Regions from separate parts of the Mus musculus genome. Here regions 1 and 3 are each linked to region 2. The links are chromatin contacts, found by Hi-C or POLR2A ChIA-PET in ENCODE. All regions are on one chromosome and are shown on one strand. The core of a region is the stretch at or near the end of the contact, and the rest is flanking DNA. Distances in the headings are between cores, read along the strand shown. Region 1 overlaps Fyn (Fyn proto-oncogene). Region 2 holds the start of Rev3l (REV3 like, DNA directed polymerase zeta catalytic subunit). Region 3 holds the start of Mfsd4b4 (major facilitator superfamily domain containing 4B4).

What was found. A loop is a pair of places that touch in the nucleus more often than their neighbours do. ChIA-PET counts read pairs that join two places held with the same protein, here RNA polymerase II (POLR2A).
Region 1: a map of heart shows a loop between it and region 2 (2.8-fold over the local background). The contact joins the enhancer-like site here to the promoter of Rev3l in region 2. A Hi-C loop is called at or near these places in 11 of 37 maps with a recorded cell type or tissue (adrenal gland, gastrocnemius, heart and 1 more). POLR2A ChIA-PET finds 5 or more read pairs at or near these places in 1 of 5 experiments (Patski).
Region 3: a loop to region 2 is called in a map of heart, with 3 times the contacts of the local background. The contact joins the promoter of Mfsd4b4 here to the promoter of Rev3l in region 2. A Hi-C loop is called at or near these places in 1 of 37 maps with a recorded cell type or tissue (heart). POLR2A ChIA-PET finds 5 or more read pairs at or near these places in 1 of 5 experiments (Patski).

What each region holds. Positions count from the first base shown.
Region 1 is chr10:39,556,219-39,559,371 of GRCm38, forward strand. The region is part of intron 13 of Fyn (Fyn proto-oncogene); the gene reads left to right. It overlaps Gm16364 (predicted gene 16364), which reads right to left. Exons shown (of 6, transcript NR_152259.1): 4 at 2,262-2,494; 5 at 1,747-1,881; 6 at 1-1,067. Among named protein-coding and RNA genes, the nearest start is that of Gm40627, 33 kb to the right of the region's middle. Within about 2 kb of position 1,778, at least 1 of the 3 ENCODE cell types and tissues checked has a DNase peak (open chromatin) inside an H3K27ac peak, as active enhancers do; it is heart, where a contact is called at or near this core.
Region 2 is chr10:39,730,176-39,733,693 of GRCm38, forward strand. It overlaps Rev3l (REV3 like, DNA directed polymerase zeta catalytic subunit), which reads left to right and starts at 1,985. Exons shown (of 32, transcript NM_011264.3): 1 at 1,985-2,438. The coding sequence starts at 2,300. E130307A14Rik (RIKEN cDNA E130307A14 gene) reads right to left here and starts at 1,832. Exons shown (of 3, transcript NR_038037.1): 1 at 1,563-1,832.
Region 3 is chr10:39,897,645-39,900,742 of GRCm38, forward strand. It overlaps Mfsd4b4 (major facilitator superfamily domain containing 4B4), which reads right to left and starts at 1,562. Exons shown (of 5, transcript NM_001384225.1): 1 at 1,270-1,562.

The DNA.
Region 1 (3,153 bases), core at 528-3,027, 170 kb before region 2:
TACACTCACCCTGGCTAGTAGCATTGAGTGGAGCAAAAGAGGAATGTGGTTAGGAGATGGTGACAGTGGAAGTCACTAAGAGGTGCTCGCTGACTATAACTCTGATAGGAGCTAGCCTTGGGCCAGGTGGGTGTCTAGGGGCACTGTGCCACCTGCAGGGAGCCAAGGAGCCAGGGAGCCAGAGGCCTGGAGCGATGACTGGTGGCTTGTGGGGTTGTAAGCAAGCATGCTTTTTACTCTTTTTGTTGGGGTTTAGTTTTGAGCTTGTATTCTCGTTACAATGTTTCTCCTTGGCCTTTCCTCCTTCTAAACCTTCCTAGTTACCCCTCCCCACACACTCTTTCAAACTCATAGCCTCTTTTTTCATCAGTTGATATTGCATGCATAGATGTGTCTGTATACACATGCATATATATTTCTAAATACAGCCTGCTAAGTCCATACAGGGTTGCTTGTGTCACCATTCCACACTAGATGACGAGTTGGTGTGCTTTTCCCTGGGGAGGGCCACCTCTCGCTCCAGCTTCACTCAGTTGCCAATAGTTTTTGTGTAGGGTTCAGGTCTCATTGGGCTTTTTTTCCATTCAGTTGACATAACCATTGGTGTCCTCCTTCGTCAGGTCATGTTTAGGCAGTGATGCTGGTGAGACTTTACAGGCGTAGCTTCTGATGTTACTAGGAGACAAAACCTCACAGAATGCTGGTCCCCTGGCTCTTAGAGTCTTTCTGCCTCCTCTTTGCAGTGTCCGGAGCCTTAGGTGTAGCTGTGTATTGTAGGTGTGAGTGTTCTCCTAACGTGTGTGCAGTGAGCAGTGTGAGGGGAAGACTTGACTTCGGGTGTCTCTGCTGTCTCTCTCCCTTTACATCTTGGACACCCCAAGGAATTTGTCTATGACAGCATCTCACTGGGTTAGCCGAGAAGTGGCTATGTAGACCAAGCTGACATCAACCTCACAGAGGTCTCTCTGCCTGCCTCTGTCTGGAACTCCCGGCAGCTCTGCCTTCCTTGAGAGGAACGGGGCATCTTCCATGTTCTGATTCCCAGCAGTGTCTGCCCACAGTAGACTCTGTAGAAGCAAATAAAGGGAATGTGTGAATAAAAGGGGAAACATTTGAACTTTTTTTTTAAAAAAAAAAAAAAGGAAGACTCATAGGTTTTTAAACATTTTTAAAGCTGCCCCATAGCCTCCAGAGCCTTATAACTCTGCCCGGTTATCCTCACATATGGCCAACACGGGGTGAGTGTTCCCAGCCGCAAGGTAGCCTCTGTCCCCAGAGTTCTGAGAAGTTGACCCCACGTTCAAATTTCATATTCCAGTAACCCGATAGGCAGAATGTCCTGGCCATGCCAAGCCGTGGCCCTCGACTGAACACCTGCTTGTGTGCTGGCGGGATCTGGCAGAACAGGGCTCTTCTCTTAAGCAAATCTGTTTGTCTGTGCATTGGAAGCCTCCTCAAATCGTTCTTTCAGCAAGTGTCAGCTGCTTAACTTCCTTGAGCAGAACTAGTCACTTGGTAATGACCTGGAGGAGTAAGGTGAGCAAGCAAAACTGCTCGCACCTCCTGTAAAGAGCCAAGCGCCCGCTCTGCCCCCTCCCTCCCCCCCCCCCCCCCCCGGCATGATCACATGCCATGAAGACAGGTATTCTTGTGTTCAAGCTGCTGACAGGGGCAGACTCCCTCAAGGAGGCAAGTGTGGACTGTCCAGGTAGAGGGGCCATGAGAAACAGTCTGAAAACAGCTGACCTTAGCAGTGCATGATGGGTCCTCTGCCTCCGCAGCCCATGGGCCCCAGGGCCAAAGCACTGCAGTACACTGTGTTCCTTCAGAGAGCTCGGAATGCTGTCTCCTCCCCTGCAAGGTTTCTCTTGGCTGACGTGGCTGATAAGGGGAAGAAAGGATAGGAGGCTGTCCGTGAAGCTGGAGGGCATAAGAAGGGGCAGTCTCCCAGTACAGCCTGAGCGCAGCGCTCTGCCGCTGTCTGGTCTTAGCTGTGGTCAGGCCCCTGCCTCCCACACTGGCACCTTCACCCTCTTTTTTCACTCCTCTCTTCAGAGGACAGAGGAGTTCTTTGTAGCACTGTATTATCGAAAGCTCAGGCTTGGAATCCCAGCACTTGGGAGACAGGAGCAGGATTATTACTGTTAGTTTCAGGTCAGCCTGGGCTACGTAGCAAGCCCTTGTCTCCAAAAATAAAGAAAAAGAAAACAAGAAAGGAAAAGCCCAGAAAGTATAATGCTGCATTATCCACTTCAAATCACCTTTGTGTGCCGCAGCTCTCCCAACCAGCATTTCTGATTTTATTAATACAGCGGTTTTAATAAAAACTGCTGCCCCAGGTGACTGGTGAGGGGGCTAACAGTAAACAAAACTAGTAATTATTGTCTTCTCAGGGTCAGTCCTTCATCTCCATCTGTACCCTCTGGTCAGTATCCCTCTGCTCCACATTTGTACTCTGATCCATGGAGTGGCTCTCCAAACCTCCTGGTTGTTCCTGTAAGATAAGGGAAAACACTGGGTAATCTGATAACACATGCAGCGGTGCACTGCAGGCTCGCTGAGCAAGCACCATTAACTCCACTGGCCTCTCTCTCAGCACCCGTGTGGCAGCTCACAACAGCAAGCAGACAGATGGGTTTTTAAGAGAGCTTATACAGGGAAGCAAGGGGCCTGAGACAGAAGGCCCCATCCATACACAATATAGTATCATTCTCTTTGAATGAAAAGCTCAGTTCGAAAAAGAAATTTGATATCAGATAGCCTGAGTATCATCTCCATTGTTAAAACATTTATTTACACCATGCAGTTGTCCCGATTCCCACAGCCATGGTGAAGTCCACGCATGACTAGAAAATAAACCACAGACTACAGGTACGTCTGCTCTGAGGTCCCTTGAGAAGCCACACAAGTGGGAAGCAGTAAAGTATTAATACTTTTTTGGTGAGACCTTGTGCTAAGGTGATGGATAAGGTGTTCTGTTAACAAAAGGAGGCGCTGAGGCTGGAGCAAATCGGGTCCCCTGCCAAGAGGTACAGAGTCTGGAAGTGACATCTGTTCGGCGTTCTGCCTGTTGAAGTGGCTTTTGTTCCTTTCCTCAAGAGCCAGAAAGAAAAGTGAGGAGGGTCTACTGAGTTCTTGGACAGCTCAAAGAAT
Region 2 (3,518 bases), core at 735-3,234:
AACTGATGGACATCATGGAAATCACTGGTGTTGTCCATCTGACATTCTGACTGTATAAAATGTTTATTTGTACCAAAGAACACACGGTAAGTGCATACATACACTGCTGATGAACAAAAGGCTTGTGTGTGGAAGTCATATTTTAAAGTCTCTTCTATAGTCTTCTAATACTTAAGTCAATTTGTAAAAAATTCTCTGTACTATAGCTGTTAGTAGGTTACATCCTAGTCTTGCCACTTCTTATGATGCTCTTGAGGCAAATTTACTGTATTGATTAGTCTCAAATCACCCTAAGCATAAATTCATATTAACATTTGTTAGTATGGAACGCTGCGTTCTGCAATGTGTCCCTTTAAGCCTTTTGATTTTATGTGAAAATCCACAATTGACTGTGAACAAGGAGCTCTCACCCCACTCCAGATACAAGGCAATATAACAAGCAGTAAAATGCACCTGTATAATTTTTTAAGTGGGACAGAATGAACTCTACTTTGGATGGATAATGACTGTCAAGTGTCCTAATTTCAGTGGCAAATTTCAAAGCTGAAAACTGTAGTTTCTGCTTCCTATTACTTTAATCTTTTTGTTGGGGCGGAATTGGGGGGGGGGGCGGCGGCGACGACTCACCTGTGAAAAACGAGGCCTAAAAAAATCAAATTATTTGTCCGAGGTCACGCCCAGTATTAGTGACCAAGCCAGACAAAATCCATAGGTTCTAATTTAACATCCTCACCAGCAGCATCTGTTGCCCCCGCACCCCCCAATCCCTAACTGTGCCACTTCATCTCCTTTCTAGCTCCAAATAAAGTTGGTTTTTATTTTATGTCTTACCCCACCCCCTTTTTCTTCTGTGTCAACCCGTAGTAAAATCTTGCACTAAGAGTGAATGAAAACACGCCGACTTTTAGGAGCCTTTCCCTTTTGCCAACATTTTCTCTGAAAGGCTCTCGGGGCTCTCCGAGCAGCCGCGAGAGGAGTGGAGGGAGGGAGGTGAGTGGAGCAAACAAGTCTTTCCGTGTTCTCGCTCGTGCCGCGTGTGTGTGTGGGGTGTGTGTGTGTAGCCTGCGCGGGGGAACCCACAGTGGTTGTCCTAGTGCGAGAGGGGCAGGCGGTGGGGGAGTGGGGGGGTGGAGAAAACCACGACGGTGGGAAATCCCTGTGCTGTCGGTGTATCTGCCCAGCTTGGGCAAAGCTGGGCAGGGCCGCGCGTGAATAAATCTCCTTAAGTGGCCGGGCGCAGTCACTGCAGCACCGCAGAAGAGGAGGCGGGCGAGGCGGGGCGCGAGGCTCGCCCGGAGCTGGGGGGAGGGGAGGGCGGAGGAGGGAGCGAGCGCCAGGGCGGCCCTTTTATAGGCCGAGGCCCGCGCGCCCCCGCCCCTCGAGCTGGCCCGGGCTCCAGCTCCGCCGCCGCGTTACCTGAGAAGGGCCGGCACGTCCAACGCTCCGCCCGCCCGCTCGCTCGCCCGCCCGGCCCGCCCTCCCTCCTTCCCACCCTCCCGCTCGGCCAGGGCCGCCCGAGGTCTGTGCCGCGCCTCCCTTCTCCCGCTGGCGGCTTCCCTTACCTTGTGAAAACAAAACAAAACAAAAAATATCCTCTCCGCGGCAGCCCCCGCCTCTTCCGTAAGATGTGACATGGCGGTCGGCGAGGGGAACTCGGGAAGCCGCCAAAACCCTGCGCCCCTCTGAGCCTATCCATGCTATCGGCGCTCCCCGGGCCCCGCCGCAGTGACCCGGCCCACAGGCCGAATCATCGATTCCTCGGCGCGCGGCCCGGCTTCCCGCCAGCTTCTTCCCCAGCCGCGCGCTCCGAGCGGGGGAGAACCCCCTCCTCGTCCCCTCCCACCCCGGGCGCGCGCCCGCCCGCCTCCTCCCCCCCCCCCGTCGCCGCTCGCGCGCGCGCACACACACACCCCTCCTCCCCTCCCCCAGTGGTTGCGTCCGTGACATCATCATCATGGCAACAAGAGCTGCAGCCTGGGACCGAGGAGCCCGTGTGATTCCCGGCGGCGGCGGCCGTGGCGGCAGCAGCAGCGGTACCACCCGACCCGACGAACGCGCGAGGGCTTCTCTCCCGCTGCCTCTCGCCCGGAGCGTCTGAGGAGGCGGCGGCAGCACACAGCCTCCGCAGCCTCCGCGCGCCGCCGCCGCTGCCGCTCGTCCCGGCGTCCGTGCGAGGGGCGGGGGGGAAAAGCCGAACCGAGGAGGAAGGGGAGGAGGCGCCTCTGCGGAGCCCGCCGCCGCCGCTGCTGCCAGGTCGCTGAGTGGAGGGGAGGCGGTGGCGGTGGCGGCGGCGGCGAACATGTTTTCTGTGCGGATAGTGACTGCCGACTACTACATGGCCAGCCCGCTGCCGGGGCTGGATACCTGCCAATCCCCGCTCACCCAGCTCCCTGTCAAGAAGGTGCCGGTGGTACGAGTCTTCGGGGCGACCCCGGCAGGTAAGCGGGAGCGGGCGGGAGCGGGAGCGCGGGCGCCGGGTCGTCGGGGCTGCCCTCCCTCCGCGCACTCGCGCGCACGCCGCCGCCGGCGGCCCTCTACAGGGTCGCTGCGGAGTCTGCCCTGTTCTCGGCTTTGCTCGCCTTCTCTCTCGCGCGCGTGACAGGAGGCGCAAAAGAAAAAAAAATGTGGGCTCGCGTGAGCGCTGCGCCCCCCTCCGCGGCAGAGAGGCGGCGGGCGCCCGGTCTCTCCTTTGCGAGCGGCGAGCAGGCTGGAGCCCCTGCCTCGGTGGGTCGGGTGGCTGCGCCTCGTCCCCAAGGACGAGTTCGCGGGTCCTTAGAGGTCGGTCCCCGGCGGAGACCCCGGCCACTCGCTACGTGTCCCTAGTGCCCCGTTCGAGAAAAGGCTTTGAGGGCAGAGGCGAAGTGTCAGGCGTGTTGTCCGTCGCTCCCGGTTGCCTCTGTTCACCCTCGCTCTCCTCTGCCCCTGCCGGAGATGCTGTGGCTGTAGAAAGTGGCGCCCGGGGCCAGATAATTTTTCTCATTGAAGTGACCATGTGGCTCTTCTGTGAGTGCAGGTCGTGACTGCTTAGAGTTTAATGCCTCGACAGGGACAGAGCGGCATCCTCAGGTGCAATGCTTTCAGGAAATGTGCATCCATGGAAATAGGAACTACGTGTTTGTGTCGCCCAACATAAAATACTACACCTAATGGGGGTGGATTCGTTAGGAAACACAGCCAAGCTCAGCAGCATAGGCATTTTAAAATTCCTCTAGGCTGGGTTGCAGGGTTGCATTTTAAAAATAGATTAAAAAAAAAAAAGCCATTTTGAAGAAATGGTGGGGGGGGGAAATGACAAGCTATGTTCTGGAACACTCTTTGGGTTTATAATATAAATAGGTTAGGGGCCAGATATACAAGGTTTTGCGTTTTTATCTTTCAGTTTTGCGTCTTTTTACATGCTTTAAACTGTTAAGATGAAATGGTAAAGCCGTATTCTGGAAGACGATTCTTACCAAGGTATAGCCCTATGGGGTTTCAGACGGCATTTCCCACTTGATGCTCTTTGCCTTCGTCGCCAT
Region 3 (3,098 bases), core at 312-2,811, 170 kb after region 2:
TCTGGCACACAAGAAGTTGTCCCTTTGAACTGTCTAATGCTGACGATAAATAATCTAATCTACAGTTTTCCTCACACTCCAAAGCTATCAGGAGATGTAAGGGCTGTAAGGCTTTCTTAGCAAAATATAACACGGACAGAATGATTTTAACAATAAGATGTTACACAAGATACTGCCAAGAACTAAAGACTTGCGTTTTAGATGAAGTTCCTAAAAACCTTTAAGGAAACGTTTCTGAGTTTTGAGAACTGTGGATTGTGGGCTGGGGACACAGCTGGGTGAAAGCCTAGCATGAAGTCCTGGGCCAGCCAGCGCCCTGTACGTAATAAACAAACAACAAAACCTGATTGTGCTGCACTGTTCTGCTCCAACCCACGTGTGGTTTCCCTGCCCCAAGCACCAGCAACCAAGAACAAAGACCAGGAGCACACAGGGCCACAGCATGTTCATTCAGATCTTCCTGCAATCACTTGCAATACCTGTTACACACGAGGGGCTCCAGTACCTGCAACGCTTTCTTTCTTCCCTACTTTCCCATCAAAATAATTTTAAGAAACTGAAGCTCCAATTGAGGGACCAGAAGGGACTCCGTCAAAGGTTTAGCTCTCATAGCACTCGAGTCAAAAGTTATCACTTTAGGTCAGTGGTTTATAGCTTTCATCCCAGCACTCAGGAGGCAGGGGCAGGAGGATCTCTGAAATTTGAGACCATCCTGATCTACACAATGAGTTACAGCCATCTGGTCCACAAAAGGACATTTCGGGTCAGCAGCAGGTGCTACACTGGGGAACACTGTCTTTATGGCGTTTTTAGTTCTTGCACTTGAGTGAAGAAAATCATTTAAGTATCTAAAGGCTTGATTTAAATAGGGCCGTGTACAGGGTAAGCAACATGTCCTTGATACTATCATTTAACCAGAAAAGCCACTTTCTTCTCTGGGCCCTTTTTTCCATCTGCGAAATAAAGCAGTTGGTTGGATTTGGTCAGGCCCCCTCAAAGCTGCTTTTCTGGGATCAATTTAGAGCTTCAGTGAGTGGGTGAAGGGGAGCAGGCTCCCCATCTTGTATCTCCCCGTTTTCCGGAGGAAACTTAGCTTGCTCGTGCTGGAAACGTATTAATTTTGCCCGTTTTTCCAGATGACAGAACTGAGACTCAGGAGGATTAACCGATATACACCAGGGGTCACGCACGATGCAGGGCACTGAGACCACGTTCCCTGCAGGACGCTTGCTCCAGCCGTGGCCTGGAGGGTTTGGGCCCAGCTCTCACCAGCCCCAGGAAGGCGGCACAAAGCACCACGGTGGTGAACCAGCGCAGCACGCTTTGGGCACGGCCTTTCCGCACGGAGGCCACCGCTTCTGACTCATTCTCTGCGCCCGGGCCGGCTGGGAGGAGCCGCTGCCCTCCCGCCCCTCCGAACTCCAGCTCCAACTCCAGTGTGGCGGCTCCACCTGCCGTGCTCCGTGCACCAGGCCTCCGGTGTGCAGGGAGGTGCCCGGCCCCGCCCGGCCCGGGAGCCAACAACGCCAGGACCTGCCCGCGCGAGCGTGACCTGGGAGCGGAGCCTCCCCGCCGCGCAGGCGCGGTGTCCCTCACGGTAGCAGAGCGCCTGCATGGATCACAGGCCGGAAATAAAGCCGCCGGCCAATCAGGAGACTTCCTCAAACCGGAAGTTGATGTGGTTGCCTTGGGGATCGGACAGCCTGGCCCAGGTGAGAAGTCTCAATTAGGTGAGTTTCCCCGGCCTGGGGAATGTAGGCCAAAGATGTACAAGCTGCAACCCATGCACAAGACGATCCAAAGTTGCAAAACGTTGGAAGAAACCCGGCCTGGAACTGCAAGATGGCAACTTCCGCAGCCTCCTGGGTCACCTGGAAACCCGAAGGTCTTGTCTCTACATGATTTACAAACTGTTGCCCTTGCTCCTTAGACGTACAAGAATGTTGAACGTCAGCTTCTCACTGAACAGATAGTTATGGATCCTTACGTGTAAACTCACACGTGAAGTATCTCAGTTAGTTTACACAACACTCAGAATCCCACCGCAGTCCCATCTATAAATAGGAATATTAGGTTAGAGTAGCAGCTTCTAAAGGCCAGACAACAACCCGCTGGCCTTTACTGAATGGTGAAACAATAGCTAAAGAAAGAATCTGGGACAAAACGAGTTGCATGCACTTGCCTGTAAGACCCCCGAAGCTGGGCCTCCGCTCAAGTCCTGGGATGAGCTGGCCAGCACCTCAGTGACTCGAGAGAAAACCACACCTGATGCAAACTGCAAGAGGTTTTATTATCAGCTAGCTGAGGACGATGTCCCGATGTCCCTCCTCCGTGCAGGGCAGGGGAGTTTGACCCTTAGTGGTAACAGTAGGGGGCTTTTAACAGCTAGCTGAGGAATTGGGGAGGAGTTGGGAGGAGTTGGGAGGAGAGTTCTTCTCTTCTGGGTATCCTTGGTGAAATTTATAAGGCAGGAGTGGGGAGTGAGTTCTTTCTGAATTTTTATCTCCGTGTCCTCAGCACAGGAAGGCAGGCATCTCTGGTTGTAAAGTATAGAAACAAAGGCTTTTTGCTGGCTATAGAGAACAAAGAGCTTCTTTCTGGCTGTATTTTTAGAGATCAGGGAAAACAAGCTTGGGGAACGTCCAGGGGCTTTACCTTCCTGGGAGAAACGCTCTAAATCGGGTCCCACATGCCCACACTTATTTTAACCTGCAGGCAATTCCATTGTTGAATGGACTTGGACATCAGTCTGTCTTTGCCAAATAGCTATGCTAGCTGAAAAAGGAAAACCGTGTTCTTATGTGACTACAGATTTGACCACAGGGACCATAGCCTCAAATGTTATCACATTCTATTTTTTATCTGAAGTTCTTTTCCACTTACACTTCTGTCTCTGATATCCCTTCTTACTTAGACTCCCAAGCTACTACAAAACTTGGTCTTGTTACCCATAAACCAACTTTCTATCTTCAATCATACGATCATTAACTTCTTCCCTGTTTGTCTCGGAAAGGTTTCTTAAATTGGCGTCCAACTCCTCTCCATTCCTACTCTGCTTGTCTTCATTTCTTGCTTAGACTATTTCAGATGTTTTCTGA